Linked DNA regions of Homo sapiens: all the other regions are linked to region 2. A link is an interaction called in ENCODE POLR2A ChIA-PET data of the cell type or tissue named here. Cell type or tissue: PC-3. All regions are shown on one strand. Links, peaks and the distances in the headings refer to the core of each region. The heading gives the core; the rest is flanking DNA. Region 1 overlaps FST (follistatin). Region 2 holds the start of LOC124900975 (a long non-coding RNA gene). Region 3 overlaps NDUFS4 (NADH:ubiquinone oxidoreductase subunit S4).

Region 1 (5,624 bases), core at 625-5,624, 230 kb after region 2:
AATTCCCCCAGTAGCCTTGTTAAAGTCACTGGAATTGTTTTCCAGTCTTTTTATCATACAAAATCATTTTTTTAAATGACTCTGATAATTCATTCTTTTCCCAGAGAATGGGGAGAAGCAGTTTGCTGTGCACCTCTCCTTCTTGAGAATGACTTTTTAAAAAAAGCATTAACTTTTTATTTGGATATACGATATTTTCAAACTCATAGGAAAGTTGCAAAGATAAAGATAGTGCTAAAAATACCCTATAACTTTTATTGAGATTCGCTTATTGTTAACATTTTATTCCATTTTCTTTATCATTCATGTACTCCCTCTTTGCATACATGTGAACAAAATAATAAAACCTATATATTTTTTTCTAAGTCATTTAAGAGTAAGTTTTATACATTGTGGCCCCTTTTCCAAAATACTTCAGTGTGTATTTCCTGAGTCAAAGAGTATTCTCTCACATAACCACAACACAGTAATCAAATTTTAGTAGATTTAACATTGATGCAATACTTTAATCTTTGGACAGTATTCTGATTTTATCAACCGGCCCAATATTGTTATTTACAGCATTATTTTCCTTAGGAACAAGATCTGATCAAAGGTCAGGTACTGCATTTAGCTATCCCATTTGAGAATAACTTTAATTAGCCAGACTTTATTTTTGCTATACTTGAGGAATCATATCCCATGTAGTATATAAACATTTTAATTTAAATTAGGCTTCTGACAGATCTTTTATTATTAATTTATATTTTGTAATTCCATTCTATTAATTACACTATATGCATGTGAATTAGACTTTTTTGGGCCATAGTTGAAATTCTAACAATAGTCTAAAGATATTAATCTACTTTTAATTTTAAAAGAGATTTCTATTTTTTTGGTACTAATAAGTGTAATGCTAGGTGACTGGAAAAGTGGAAAACTCCAAGGAGGAAAACGAGATACCGTCCAGTGTTTAAGAGGAATGATTGATGCTGACAAATTTGGAATAAAAATTTTAAATAAATAATCTGGATGTTTTCTAAGGCAAGCTGTTGATTTTATCACTTCCCATTGCCAAGACACACATCGGTGCCTGTTAAATTTGACGTTTTTACTCTGATCGTCAGTGGCAGCTTTAAAGCATCTGTAGCATCCCAGGATCAAGCAACAAATCAACTCCACGAAGGGCTGTGAAACCATATCTGCCCGTTTCCTTTCCCGAGAGCCTCTCTCTAGTGGCAAGCCAGTAGCTAATCTACACCGGAGAAGTTACGACCCTTGTCTTTTGCAGTTAATGGCAGCCTGTTTGTTTTCTGCACCTCTCTTTTCCTTTTGGGGAACACAGGGCTGAAAGGTAACAAGATCCAACAGGGCTCTAATCATTATATAAACTGTCTACTGAAGAGGTCCCTCTACCTCCACCAAATTTCTCATTAGGTGGCCACAGTTGAGAGCCAACAGTCTCTGGCAACAATTTTGAATAACTATTCATATTAAAGAGGCTTTTTACAAAAGGGATAAACTTTTAAGAAGAACTTGGGTCATGGTGTTTGAAAGAAATGATATGTTTATTATTGTTTAGCGATGCTGGTAATATTGACTATACTTTGCTCTTTCCCTCCCACAGTCCTGATACTTCTTTACATCTTGAATTTCTGATATTTTAAATATAATTAGGCTTTGAATATGTAAGTACATAATTGGAATTGGAATTGAATCAGAAACTTGTGTTGATGCTCCAGTTATATATTCCTATGCATTATATTACAGGGACTAGTGAATGATGGCCCAAATGCCAATCTGAGGCTTGCATCTTGTACTTCTTTGATATTTTTAATATATTTAGGCTTTGAGTATGTAGCACACAATGAATTGGAAACTTATGTTTATGATCTAGTTATGTATTCCTATGTATTACAGGGACCATTGACTGATGTCCTAAACACCATTCTGAAGCTCTAATAGTGTCTAGTGTAAACTGTGAAATATTGATACACTTCCTCTTACAATGAGTGACATTATTTGATCCCTAACCATGGACATCATTGTGGAAATTCACCTCCACCCCATCCTCACCTCATCAAGTCCCTAGCATTCCAACACTATAATGTCTACTTCTGCAGCTGATATTCTGATTTCTAGAATGTGTTTGTCAAATATTATATCTGTTGTCAGCTTTCCTTGTGATGTGTGTTGTTTTTTAAAAGACTGAAACTGCACTGGATTTATGGGAAAGTAAGATGAAGCGTGTCCCTGGCTATGGTGATGAGCTTGCAACAAGGACAGCTAAAACGATGGTGTTTTTAAAGAGGAAATATTAGCCTTGGCATATTGCAGGAAAGAACCCACATCTACAGTCTGTTCCTTCTGTGGTTAGTGACAGGTATATGCCACTCCTACAGTGGGGTTGCTGGACCTCAGATCCCTTTATCTTTCAAACTCCAGTGAAGTGATCTGTACTGCCCTGGCCATGTAATTTCAGAGATAGCTACATTCCTCAGCAAAGGTATCATACACATTTTTACTCAAAAGTCCAAATAACTTCTTTGCATCATCAGGAATTGAAACCATTGGCTTTTTAAAATTTTTTTATTTTTTCACTCATCATTTATTTACAAATACACATTATAACTTTTATATACATTGCACATTTACATGGTAGAAAAGTACAAAACTATATATTTAAATGAATTTATATTTTAACTTGCCATGTTTGAAAATATAAAATTGCATCAGAAAAAAGTATTATGAAAAGCAAGAAACTTGAACTGATAAAGCTTTGATATAACTTTTAGTGATATACTGGTTGAAAAAGAACTAATTTAAAAGGTACAGCTGAGTAGCTTAAAGGAAACACCTAACAAAAGGTTGAATGTGTAGCCTTCAACATCCTTTAGTCTCCTGACACCCACATCATTTCTTTGTATCTGTAACATCTTAAAAGTACATTACTAGAATTCTAATCATCTCCTCTCTCACAAATGTCTTCATCATAACAAAAGAACTGAAGTAGGAGTTTCCTCAAAGATGCTTATCTTCTGTACCTTGTATTTGAGTCAGAGTTATAATGCCTTTTGGTCAGTCAAGGTTCCTTGTAAACAAAACCCGAGGGATCATGTATGTACAGATCAGGCAGCAGAGAATCCAATAAATAAACATGACAGAAACTGACATGCAAGTTTGTTGAAAGTGGAAAAGAGTCTAACAGTGAAATGAAGGGAGACAGATGAGTGAGTGAATAGTAAGGAATGGACTTAAATGGTTTACAAGGAAAAAAAGCTTTTACTTTACAAGCAAGAGACCTCACAATAAATAACAACTGCTCTTCCTTTCACGAATAAATTTCTTCAAAAACAAGGTATACAGTCAACCAGACATTTTATGTATAAATTATAAAACATGACACAGTATAAATAAATGTCTACAAGTCTCAACTATGGGCCTCATCCAGTAGACCTCACAATGAATGCCTCTCCGTGTCCAATGAGTAACAAGGTGGCCTGGGAGAGAGCTTTAGGACAAAGGTCCTTTAATGTATAGTTTTCCCCCCAAATAAATAAGCATACACTTATTTACAGTATGGACAATATATTTTTCTTTTTTTCTTTTTCTTTTTTTTTTTTTTTTTTTTTGCACAAAGGCTATGTCAACACTGAACACTTATAGAGAGTTTACCACTCTAGAATAGAAGATATAGGAAAGCTGTAGTCCTGGTCTTCATCTTCCTCCTCTTCCTCGGTGTCTTCCGAAATGGCTAGATGGGGGAATACAGGGGAGCTGTTGTTTAAATACGGACAACAACAGCGCAGAAGCAGCTCAGTGTATGTTTTCAAAGCCCTCTGATACAGCCATATTACAGCGTTGCATTTTTATGTGACTTGCAGTGAGATGCTTTTTTTGTTTTTGGCATCTGCTGTTATGCAATAAGTTAAAAAAATTTTTTTAAAGCATAATCTATGAAGTCAAAAACTGCAGAAAGTTCTGAAGAATCAATGGCTCAGGTTTTACGGGCAGATTCCTGAAATTAGATAAAAAGCGCTCTTGTGTTCTAGGTATAACTGCTTTGGGTCCTTAATTCAGAGTTAGTAGAGGCAACTGCAAAAAGCAGCAGCCCATGTGTGATAATATGAAGCTGTCGTTGGAAAAAAAAAAAAAAAACTTTTGAAGCAGTTAGTTTAGACTCAAATGTTAATAAAGCAAACAGCAAAGCACACTACCAAAACACAAGAAATAGGGGAAAACAACTGGAAATAGATTTCTAGAGGCAACCCCATTGATGATCACCAGATAAGTCCTAAAAGCCAAGAAACATCGCAGAGAATTTTCTGTGGATTATTGAATTGCTGGTGATACTTAGCAGCTACCTAATTTGAACAGAAATGGATTTATGGGAGATCTGCGTGCTTTGTAAGTGTCCATTCCCTAGGGATTGCCTGGGAAAGCCTTAAATGGCAGCAAGGTTAAAAATCGCACTTACAGTTGCAAGATCCGGAGTGCTTTACTTCCAGTAGCACACCTGAGGAGCAGGCAGCTTCCTTCATGGCACACTCGCTGGCATAAGTGGCATTGTCACTGGCACAGACAGGCTCATCCGACTTACTGTCAGGGCACAGCTCATCACAGAGGGAACACCGGCCTCTCCCAACCTTGAAATCCCATAAACATTTTTTCCCACCAGTGCACTGGATATCTTCACAGGACTTTGCTTCTAGGATATAATACATCTGTGATGAGTAAACTGATTTCCCCATATCCCCCTTTTCTCCCTTTCTCTAGTCCTCTATCAATAAATATAAACATAATTTATTTTATATAAACATAATAGTAATAGCCTATTACTAATGGGGGTAATGGAGATATTATGCAAAAATGCTGGATAATAAAACTGAAACTCAAATGCACACACACATACACACGCACAAAACCCCTGCAGTTTCTTACATACTACATTAGTGCATTAAAAGGGTATTTTTTTAAGAACAGGATTTTACAATATTCTCAAGTTAAATATGTATCTTATTATTTCCCACAAGTGGGATCTTTTACAAAAGAAAGAATTCCATTAATTACTAGAATCTGACAACAGATTTCTGGAACTGCTAAGTAATTATTTTTCGCTTCCAGCAAGTCTGGCACTTAAAAAAATGTGTAAAATTGAGTAAGTTCTAAGTTTTCTAAGACGGAATACTGTTCCTTGCTTCCTGCTGGCATTTGAATATATGTGTCAATGCCTCCAGAAGACAATGGTTTCCATGAGGAATACTGTGGTCACAACACTTTCCCCAAATTGCAGCGTATTTCTCCCTATGGTGTTTGGGGACGCCTTGGGCTTTACTTATTAGTTAACCCCACAGTTTAATAATAGAACTAGCCTGTTTTCTCTTTTTCCTTCCTCAATCCAGAATACCTACTGATACACTTTCCCTCATAGGCTAATCCAATAGATCTGCCCAGCAGGCAGGTAGCCTTTCTCAGGTGGCAGGCACTGGAGTAGGTGACTCCATCATTCCCACAGAGATATTGCTCAGAGGAAGCAGGCTCTGGGCAAATCCGATTACAGGTCACACAGTAGGCATTATTGGTCTGGTCCACCACACATGTGGAGCTGCCTGGACAGAAAACATCCCGACAAGTCTCTGGAACAA
Region 2 (5,636 bases), core at 379-5,378:
TGTGAGGTGGGTCTCCTGAACATAGCACACCAATGGGTTTTGACTCTTTATCCAGCTTGGCAGTCTGTGTCTTTTAATTGGGGTATTTAGCCCATTTGCATTTAAGGTTAATATTGTTATGTGTGTATGTGTGAGTTTGATCCTGTCATCATGATGCTATCTGGTTATTTTGCAAACTTATTTATGTGGTTGCTTCATAGTGTCGATGGTCTTTACAATTTGGTATGTTTTTGCAGTGGCTGGTACTGATTGTTCCTTTCCATGTTTAGTGCTTCCTTTGGGAGCTCTTGTAAGGCAGGCCTGATGGTGACAGAATCCCTCAGAATTTGCTTGTTTGTAAAGGGTTTTATTTCTCCTTCACTTATGAAGCTTAGTTTGGCTGGATATGAAATTCTGGGTTGATAATTCTTTTCTTTAAGAATGTTGAATATTGGCCCCCACTCTCTTCTGGCTTGTAGGGTTTCTGCTGAGAGGTCTGCTGTTAATCTGATGGGCTTCCCTTTGTAGGTAACCTGACCTTTCTCTCTGGTTGCCCTTAACAATTTTTCCTTTGTGTCAATCTTGGAGAATCTGATGCTTATGTTTCCTGGGGTTTGGAGTATCTTAGTGGTGTTCTCTATATTTCCTGAATTTGAATGTCAGCCTGTATTGCTAGGTTGGGGTAGTTCTCCTGGATAATATCCTGAAGTGTGTTTTCCAACTTGGTTCCATTCTCCCTGTCACTCTCAGGTACACCAATCAATTGTAAGTTTGGTCTTTTTACATAGTCTCACATTTCTTGGAGGCTTTGTTTGTTCCCTTTCATTCTTCTCCAATCTTGTCTTTATGCCTTATTTCAGCAAGTTGATCTTTAATCTTCGATACTTTTGTTCCGCTTGATCAATTCAGCTATTGATACTTGTGTATGCTTCACAAAGTTCTTGTGCTGTGATTTTCACCTCCATCAGTTCATTTATGTTCCTCTGTAAACTCTAGTTATTCTAGTTAGCAGTTCCCGTAACCTTTTGTCAAGGTTCTTAGCTTTCTTGCCTTGGGTTAGAAGATGCTCCTTTAGCTCACAGGAGTTTGTTATTACCTGCCTTCTGAAGCCTACTTCTGTCAATTCATCAATCTCATCTCTGTCCAGTTTTGTGCCCTTGCTGGAGAGGAGTTGCCATCATTTGGAAGAGAAGAGGCATTCTGGTTTTTGGAATTTTGAGTGTTTTTACGCTGGTTTTTCCTCATCTTCATGGATATATCTATCTTTGATCTTTGAGGTTGGTGACCTTTGGATGGGGTTTCTGTGTGGGTTTTTTGGTTGTTGTTGTGTTCTGTTAGTTTGTTTTTTTTCTAACAGTCAGGTTCCTCTTCTGCATGTCTGCTGCATTTTGCTGGAGGTTCACTCCAGACCGTGTTCACCTGGGTATCACCAGTGGAGGATGCAGAATAGCAAAGATTGCTGCCTGCTCCTTCCTCTGGAAGCTTCGTCCCAGAAGCCTGATGCCAGCTGGAGCTCTCTTGTATGAGGTTTCTGTCGATCCCTGTTGGGAGGTGTCTCCCAGTGAGGAGGCATGGGGGTCAGGGACCCACTTGAGGAGGCAGTCTGTCCCTTTGTAGAGCTGGTGCACTTTGCTGGGAGAATCGCCCTTGTAAGGATCAGCTGCTCTCTTCAGAGCTGGCAGGCAGAAAAGATTAAGTCCGCTGAAGCTGCGCCCACAGACGGCCCTCCCCACAGGTGCTCTGTCCCATGAAGATGACAGTTTTATCTGTAAGCCTCTGACTGGGGCTGCTCCATTTTCTTCAGAGATGCCCTGCCCGGTGAGGAGCAATCGAGAGAAGCAGTCTGGCCACAGCCGCTTTGCCACACTGTGGTAAATTCTGCCCAGTCCTAACCTCCTAGTCTCCTTAGCACTGTCAGGGGAAAACCACCTACTAAAGCCTCAGTAATGGTGGATGCCCCTCCCCACTCCAAGCTGCATCATCCCACGTCAACTCCAGACTTCTGTGCTGGCAGTGAGAATTTCAAGCCAGTGGTTCTTAGCTTGCTGGGCTCCATGGGAGTGGGACCCGCTGAGTGAGACCACTTGGCTCCCTGGCTTCAGCCTCCTATCCAGGGGAGTGAATGGTTCTGTCTTGCCAGGGTTCCAGGCACCACTGGGGTATGAAAAAAAAAAATCTCCTGCAGTTTGGTGCCTGCTCAGCCACCCAGTTTTGTGCTTGAAACCCGGGGCCCTGGTGGTGTAGGCTCATGAGGGAATCTACTGATCTGCAGATTGCAAAAACCATTAGAAAAGCATAGTACCCAGGCTGGGTAGCACAGTCCCTCACAGCTTCCGTTGGCTGGGGGAGGGAGGTCCCTTGCACTTCCTACGTGAAGTGACGCCCCATCTTGCTTCTGTTCACTCTCTGTGGGTTGCACCCACTGCCTATCCAGTCCCACTGAGATGAACTGGGTACCTCAGTTGGAAATGCAGAAATCACCCACCTTCTGAGTTGGTCTCGCTGGGAGCTGCAAACCGGAGCTGTTTCTATTCAGCCACCTTGGCCCCTCCCCTCCCATCCATTTAAAAAAACTGTGACAATTGCTATTGTAGTTAATAAAGAATAATGTCTTTTTTTTTTTCCTGAAGAGATCCACTCCGAACTATATTTAGAAATGAAATCATGATGTCTACCTCACTTTTATTTTAATTCATTTATTTAATTTTTAAAAATAATTTCAACTTTTATTTTAGATCCAGAGGGTACATGTGCAGGTTTATGGTACATTGCATAATGCTGAGGGTTGGGGTACAAATGATCCCACCACTTAGATAGTGAGCATAGTACCCAATAGGTAGTTTTTCAGACCCTTTCCTCTCTTTCCCACAGCTCCAGTAGTCTCTAGTCTATTTTTCCTATCTTTATTTTTCTATAGTCTAGTCTATTTTTCCTATCTTTTATTTTTCTATAGTCTCTAGTCTATTTTTCCTATCTTTATGTCCATGTGTACCCAGTGTTTAATTCTCACAAGTGAGAACATGTGGCATTTGGTTTTTTGTTCCTGCATTAATTTGCTTAGGATAATGGCCTCTAGCTGCATCCATGTTGCTGTAAAGGACGTGATTACATTCTTTTATATGGTTGTATAGTATTCCATGGTATATATGTACCACATTTTCTTTATCAGATCCACTGTTGATAGGCACCTAGGTTGATTCCGTGTCTTTGCTATTGGGAATAGTGCTGCAATGAACATATGAGTGCATGTGTCTTTTTGACAGAGTGATTTAGTTTCCTTTGGATATATACCCAGTAATAAAATTGCTGGGTCCAGTGGTAGTTCTGTTTTAGGCTCTTTGAGAAATCTCCAAACTGCTTTCCACAATGGCTAACATACTTTAGATTCTCACCAGCAGTGTATAAGCATTCCCTGTTCTTTGCAGCCTTGGGAGCACCCATCTATCTTTCTGACTGGTGTGAGATAGCATCTCATTGTGGTTTTTATTTGTATTTCTCTGATGATCAGTGATGTCAAGCATTTTCTCATATGTTTGTTGGCTACTTATATGTCTTTGAGAAGTGTCTGCTCATGTCCTTTGCCTACTTTTTAATGGGTTTTTTTTTTTTTTTTTGCTTGTAAATTTAAGTTCTGGATATTTGACCTTTGTCAGACCATAGCTTATGAATATTTTCTCTCATTTTGTAGGTTGTCTGTTTACTCTGTTGATAGCTTCTTTTGCTATGCAGAAGCTCTTTGGTATAATTAGGTTTCATTTGTCAATATTTGTTTTTGTTGCAATTACTTTTGAGGACTTAGTCATGAATTCTTTGCCCAGGCTTATTTCCAGAATGTTATTTCCTAGTTTTTCTTCTAGAATAAGTATACTTTGAGGTTTTACATTTAAATCTTCCCAACACTGCGAATTTTGTATATGATTAAAGGTAGGGGTCCAGTTTCATTTTGCTGCATATGGCTAGCCAGCTAATCCAGCACCAGTTATTGAACAGTGACTCATTTCCCCATTGCTTATTTTTGTCAACTTTGTTGAAGATCAGATGGTTTAAAGTGTGTGGCTTTATTTCTGGGTTCTCTATTCTGTTCCATTAGTCTGTGTTTGTTTTTGTACCAGTACCATGCTGTTTTGGTTACTGTAGCTTTATAGTTTGAAGATGAGTAATGTGATCCTCTGCCTTTGTTCTTTTGGCTTAGGCTTGCTTTGGCTATTTGGGCTCTTTTTTCGTTCAATCTGAATTTTAGAATAGTTTTTTTTTTTCTAATTCTGCGAATAGTGGCATTGATAGATTGATAGAAATAGCATTAAATTTGTAGATTGCTTTGGGCAACATAACCATTTAAATGATACTAATTCTTTCAAACCATGAGTATGAAATGTTTTTCCATTTGTTTGTGTCATCTGTGATTTCTTTCTGCAGTGTTTTGTAGTTATCCTTGTAGAGATCTTTCACCTCCTTGTATACCTTACCTTTAAACAAGAGAGAGTGCGTGAGAGTGTGTGTTTTCCAATGCACAAATGGAGAGGGAAGGCAGGGAGGTGAAAACATGTGATAAAATGTTTACTAGTAAACTTAAGTGATAAATGAATGTTCATTTACAACATTTTAATAATTTTTATGATAAAATTGAGGGAAACTGTAGTTTAAAAAATATCTTAAAATGCCATCAGTAACCTTTAGTAGGAGAAAGTCTATTGATATAATACATTATTATTACCAAGTGCCATCGTTGGCATACTTTGTTCACAATATCAGCTTTGTGTACTTCTTACAATAATAAAATCTCCTGGATTAATTTTTCTTAAATGCCTTGACAACTGGAGACAAGGAAGCTTCTTACCAGTTGTAGTAGTCCCAAAATTGCCATAAATCTCAGCATTCAGTTTCCTTAGCCTAGATCCACACCTAACTGGAGTTGAAAGAACAGATGTAATCATTTCTATATTTATGGGTAATCAATTAAACCACAAATCAATCTGCCCCCATGATTCAATCACTTCCCATGAGACCCCTCTTCCAACACTGGGAGTTACAATTTGACAGATTTTGGTGGGAACACAGAGCCAAAGGATAGCAACACATATTTTAAAGAAACAATTTTAACTTTTTTGGGTGGGTGGGCCAAGATGGTTGATTAGACGCAGCTGCAGTCTGCAGCTCTCACAAAGTGAAATAAAAACAGCAAGTGAATTATGCACCTTCAACTGAGGAATCCAGGTTCTTGCATTGGGACTGACTAGGTGGACAGCTCAACCCATGGAGAGCAAGGAAAAGCAGGGTGGGGAGATATCCCATCTGGGAGAGGCACAGAGCCAGGGGAGCCCACATTCCCAGCCAAGGGAGGTGATGACTGACTGTGCGACCCCACCTGGGAAAGCATGCTTTTCCCATGGATCTTTGCAATCCATAGATCAGGAGATCCCCTTGTGAGCCCACCCCTCCAGGGCCTCTGGTCCAAAGCACAGAGTGTGTGGTCTTGGCGAAGTGGCTGCTTGGGCACACACAGAGACCCAGGAGCTTTGCATACTCTGGTCTTGGGAATTCTGGCAAGGTGGGAGATCCATTTCCTAGGAAGGGGGCTGAATCCAGGGAGCCAAGTGGTGTCATTATGCAGGCCTCACTCCCATGGCACCTCACAAGTTAAGACCCACTGGCTTGGA
Region 3 (5,636 bases), core at 348-5,347, 100 kb after region 2:
GAAAAGCCATACAAACTGTGAAGAGAGATTTCAAGAAGCAGAGAGTAAGAGGGGGGAAAGGAGAGGCAGAACAAGAGGAAGTGCAGTCAAAGTTAAGATGAAGACAGACAACTATCACCATCAACCCATGCCACTGGCAAAAGCAAGGTGCAGAACTCAAATATATTTGAAGCTATCAGCACCAAACTGGTGGACAGCACCTCAGCCAATTTATTCTTATCTTCCTTTACCACTATGACAAATCTTTAACATGTTTTCCCTTGGTGGAGAAGGGGGCAGGGCAGAGAAAGAAGGGCTATGGAGAATTAGAGAGATGAGTTTATTATTCCTGGTCCCAATACTGCCTTTCTCAAAAAGCAATTTCAAATTCAGAAGATTCTTTAATAGAAAAAAAATCACCAAATTGTTATATCGTATATAAAACCTATGCAAAGACAAAAATTAGGTTCCTTCAAATTAAAATGGCAGCAAACTAACCATTTCCTTTGAGCTTCTTTAAAGTTGCCCTTAACCATAATAGCTTAGTAATTTTCTAGCTTTTACAAGTAAATCGGATCAAACCACTTTTCTACTTAGAATTATATAAAGCCTTCTCATTATAATTCAAATAATATTCAAATTTCTTACTATGGGCCTAAAGAGCCTTCTTACCTGATCCAGCTCCTGCCCACATCTCTGATCTCATTTTATATCATTCTCCTCCTTTCTTATTATGTCATATCTTTCCGTCTGTTATTTGACTACTACCAGCTACACTTTTGGTCATTAGCTTTTCCCTTTACTCAAAATGCTCTTACCTTAGATACTCACACAGCTGCTTCTTTCTCATCAATTCAGATCTTAATTCACACAGCACAACATCTCAAAGTGGGTTTCGTTGACTGCCCTACTTAAATGACCCCTATTCCACCCAAACCCCAGCTATTCTCTGTCTCATCACCTAGCTTTGTTTTTTCCATAATATTCATAATCTATGAAAAATACCATAATTATTTATGAATAAAGCTGGCATATGCTTAAGCATGAGAATATAAGCTCTAAGGACATGGTTGTTGTGCTTTGTTCATAGCTACATCCCCAGGGCCTAGAATATGCTAAAAAAAAAAAATTGAATGAATGAAGGAAAGGATAATAATATTTTACATTATAAATAAGAGACAAGTAAAAAAATATCTTGAATGATCTTCACAACTACAGATTGTCCTAGATGAAAACTACTAGATCTAGAGGACTTCTAATCTCAGAGCAACCTAGGCACAGGCTATAGCTGCCATATTTGAATGTTTAAGATATTATAATGCATACTAAATCAGAAATCTTGTTTTAATTCTTTGGATGTCAAATCTTAAACTACCCAATTAGGTTTAAAAATTATCTTTAATGGATACATCTTAATTTACACAATATATACTCAGTAATCACTGGAATAGATGTACATCGGTACACTAATCAGATCCTCAGTTCTTTAAGTTAGCATTCTCAGCCCAACATTTTGGTATATTTCTGTATCCTATATGTTGTTTAGAGAAAGCCAAGTTTATTTTTCATGTCTATTTTATTGGAAGCATTAACATTTTAAAAACCCTCATCAACTAACATGAAATATGCTGAAAGCCTTTAGAAGTAAAGTATTAAACATGAAACAGCAACTGAACAAAAAGCCTATTCACACATTTCTAGAAAAGTATGCCTTATAAAGAAGCAGTTTTGTGGAGACATAGTATACTGCATACAGTAAAGCTTCCATATCACTGCCCTATTTTTCAAACTTCCCCATCTTATAAAACATGAATATCTCACATGCTTGCAGGTGGTATTTTGAAGAGTAGAATAGAAGCAGACACTAGGTCATATAAAATTAGAAAACCTGAACACAGAAATAGAATCAAAGTTTGCTAGTCTCAAATTTTAAAGTCTACGTTCTCCTTTCTTTTGCTCTAATTCTATTCTGAGATACATGATATAAAAAGAAAATATAATTGTCACCAAAAGATACTACTTCTATTTCTTTACCTCCTCTCACCCTACCTTCATTGAGAACTTACTACAAAATGGCAGATATAAGGCTTTAACAAGTTTAAGTATTTGGATTAATTCTTGAGTTATAAACTTATCTGGCAAGCTGGCTAATTCAAGAGCTATAACTTTAAAAACAAAGTACTATTTACTACCAAAAAGACCAAAACAAAACAAAACAAAAAACCCAAAACCAAATTCAAATAGAGTGTAAAATAAAGCATCAGGGATCTATCTGCATACCCTACCATAAATTTGATGGTTTCTTTATAATTATATTCAGTTAAATGAAAAAAATTAGATAAGCAATTTTCAAGGAGATAACATACAGTTTATGTACTTCAAATTCACTAATGAGTAATAGACTAATAATGTATTTTCAGATATAAATGAGTACTCTCTAGAATATGACAAAAAACCTAAACTTAAAATCCAAACAAATGAAATATTATCAATTCTATTTTCTTGAGAGCCAAAGTTTCCTACATAATAACATGCAAGAATTTTAAATTCTTGAAAGCAAGTGTCAAGTACGATACACAATTTCCATACACAGCAGGTAGTAAAGCAAGAAAAGAACTGACACAGTTACTCTGCTTAAAAGAGACACACAATGGAGAACTGTTATACAGCACTAGCATACTACAGGTCTATGCATTAAAGATGTTGTGGCTATTAACAGTTTAAACCTTTACTGTATTTTGCTAATTGGTACATAGAACTTTAAACCTTTTGAAAGATAAAACATTTCAGTCAGTTCAATTCTCCAGTATTGTTCAAGTATTCCAAGTAGGAACAAAGAGGGAAATAAATCTGCTTTAATTGCTGAAGAATCACAGATAATAGAGATGGCTGAATACTGTAGGGGAAAGATCTTTTGTTCCTTAAACAATTTAAATATAGAACGATCATTCTCTAAGTTTTAATGGTTCCTGTCTGTATATAAAAACTGTAATACTTAACATTCATTTTCTTTGTGATATTTAGTACATGTAAGTTTTACACAGCTTGATACTACATAAAAATAGCATTTCAATAAGCATATATTTTAAACAACAAAGTTCTGCAGAATTTTATTTATCTAAAGAATTTAGAAATAATTACATTTGAAAAATAATAACTGACTTGTTTTAATGATCATCATAGTTAAATATAACAGGTTTTAAAATTACATCAAGGAGAGTAGAAAAAATTCATTTTAAATGATTAACTGTTTTGATAAACTTTCAACTATTTAAGAGCATGTTTTATTTATAAACATAAAAAACTTTTAATATTAGTTCATGTTTATAGATACATGTCATGAGACAAAAATATGAAATACAATGTAATAATCTTCCAAACATGTAAAGCAATCACTTTTTATATGATTATTTACTGATTAACTTACACAAAAAGTACAAAAAGAAGAGCTTTCCTTCTAGCTTCAAGAAGTCTTAACATTTTCCATTACTTGAGTCTGGTATTTTTCAAAATCAATCTCTCCTACATACACACATGACAGTACTAAAAAAGGAACAATTAAGGAATGACCATTTCACTATGAAATCTACACTTCCAAAATCACTAGTCATTACTGCTTCCTTAGAATTTTAAGCAACAGTATTGCTGCAATCTTAAAGGCTATTCATCCATTTTTTTTTTTTTCAATAGCTTGTGGGTAGTGTAAAAACTGACACAGGGAAATACATTGTAAAAAAAAAAAAACTATAGTTGCTTTTAAAACAAAATTTATTGCAACAAACATTTATATTTAGTCATGATTCTTCTCTTTTTATATTAGAAGTTTCATCTAAGAATAAAAATAGGCATTTTGTAGGATGAAACACTTGAAGAAACATTATACATATTTAGTGAAAGTCTTAAAGAAAAAAACCCACACGCTAAACTGCCACCATGGTAGGTTCTCAAAGGCTGCTATTCTTTGATGTAAAATGAAATACTACTTAGTGAATAAAACATAAAAAACTCCTGTCTACCCTTCAAAGAGACATATCCTTTGACCCAGTGCTCCAGACTAAAGCCTTGAAATTTTTGCACAAGAATGCTGCGTGAGTAAAGTCCAGACAAAACAGACACTTGAGATGCTAGAAAGCTGTATAACCCCAATCGCAGACACTACTCCTTCCAGTAATCTAGCAGAGATAGCACTGCCATACACCAAAAGAAAGTAATCTCACCAAAAGAAAACTGACCCCTTAGAGGGGGAAAAAAAAAGTAAACAGTCAAAGCAAAAGTAAGCCTTTAACTTAAGGTTATCTTTTTGTGTAGGTCACCTCTTAATGATCAATTTTTAATTCAAGTTTGCAGACTTATATAAGTTTTCATCTATAAACTTTTAGTATGTCAGGAAGAAAAAACAACATAAAACCAACAAATACTTGTACAGCAAACGTAGTTGTTTTATTTTCGAAGACTTGCAAAAACCATTCAATTTTACAAACTTCTTAGAATAAGTTCGAGTAATAAAATGTTTTTAACTATTACAAATTGACAAAAAAATTGTATTAAATAACTTGCTGCTGCTTACAGACATTCTAACACAGCAATATTAAAACCTCATCGGCTGAGCATGCTACCAGTACCGTGTGCTAATTAATCAAACAGCGATTTATTTATTGCAAGCCTCAGCAAGTACCAAAGCTTAAGTGCTGTTTAATTGCTATTTGGAAGAAATTTTCAAGTAGCAAAATACAACCAATTGGCAACATTCAGAATACTGACAACATTTGTTTTACAGGCACACCTGATTTTTAAATAAAGATATTATTAGAGTGCTAAAAATGTCAAAACTATTAGGATTTTACATTAATAGCATTGTGCTATAATTTCTCAAAAAAGTTTTGAAATAATAGATGTCCTTCCTCACTCCACACACTCCCAAAAGATTTAAGTTTTACAGATTGCTAAATAAAAAGTTTCCTTTTTCACATATATTTAAATTGAGGATGCATATCTAACTAACTATACTACCTTTGTAAAAGTTAAAACAGGTGGTGCTTAATAGTTTTTAAACAAAATAACTTAGCATATAAATGAAAACAATGTAAAGTGTCAATACAACACTGAAGCATAGTGCCTGGCATATGTAAGTATTTATTGAATAAATAAACAAAGAATGAAGGAGAGATAGCAGCCAACATAATTTATATAAAAACAATATATGTAATGTCTAAACTATTAAAGCTTATTTTGTGTCATTTTTACTAATAAATTGAAACTACTATATTTTCTGAGGGTATTTTTCTATTTTCTTAGTAATATTTTAACTGTACTAAATAGTTATAGGAATCAGTGTGTAAAAAATGGGCTAAAAAAATGATCAGAAAGCAAATTGAAGGTATACCTATGTAGGACTAATTAATATTTTGGTTGTTTTTTAGGGGAGTACCTACTCAAAATCTTTAAAGAGCATTGCAAATTTAACTTCTCTCTTTTGTATAGCTGAAGTGAATATAAAAAAGACAACATGTTCATTGGACTTGCGTATTCATCAAATGTCCTGAAAGGAGACTGAGGTGGAGGGAGGCATAAAGAAAAAAAAGTTACCCTCATAATAAAGCACAAAGGCAAAGACATTCTTCACCTAACCTCATGGCACAGCTCCTCCTGCAACAAAA

What was found. Peaks named below come from ENCODE experiments on the same cell type or tissue, not always from the same donor. Only the 100,000 strongest peaks of a DNase experiment are listed, where the experiment ranks them.
Region 1: POLR2A ChIA-PET joins it to region 2 with 18 read pairs; 1 of 35 experiments calls an interaction of 5 or more read pairs at or near these places.
Region 3: POLR2A ChIA-PET joins it to region 2 with 5 read pairs; 2 of 35 experiments call an interaction of 5 or more read pairs at or near these places.

Annotation. Positions count from the first base shown.
Region 1 is chr5:53,484,060-53,489,683 of GRCh38, reverse strand. It overlaps FST (follistatin), which reads right to left. Exons shown (of 6, transcript NM_013409.3): 4 at 5,391-5,615; 5 at 4,457-4,687; 6 at 2,550-3,733. The coding sequence ends at 3,651. Among named protein-coding and RNA genes, the nearest start is that of FST, 6.2 kb to the right of the region's middle. In PC-3, for the core only: no CTCF peak of the experiment used is centred there; no DNase peak of the experiment used is centred there; H3K4me3 peaks cover 1,774 bases; H3K27ac peaks cover 1,724 bases.
Region 2 is chr5:53,712,603-53,718,238 of GRCh38, reverse strand. It overlaps LOC124900975 (a long non-coding RNA gene), which reads right to left and starts at 5,331. Exons shown (of 2, transcript XR_007058768.1): 1 at 4,817-5,331. RefSeq lists an enhancer at 5,607-5,636. In PC-3, for the core only: no CTCF peak of the experiment used is centred there; no DNase peak of the experiment used is centred there; H3K27ac peaks cover 1,479 bases.
Region 3 is chr5:53,611,690-53,617,325 of GRCh38, reverse strand. The region is part of intron 2 of NDUFS4 (NADH:ubiquinone oxidoreductase subunit S4); the gene reads right to left. Among named protein-coding and RNA genes, the nearest start is that of NDUFS4, 54 kb to the right of the region's middle. In PC-3, for the core only: no CTCF peak of the experiment used is centred there; no DNase peak of the experiment used is centred there.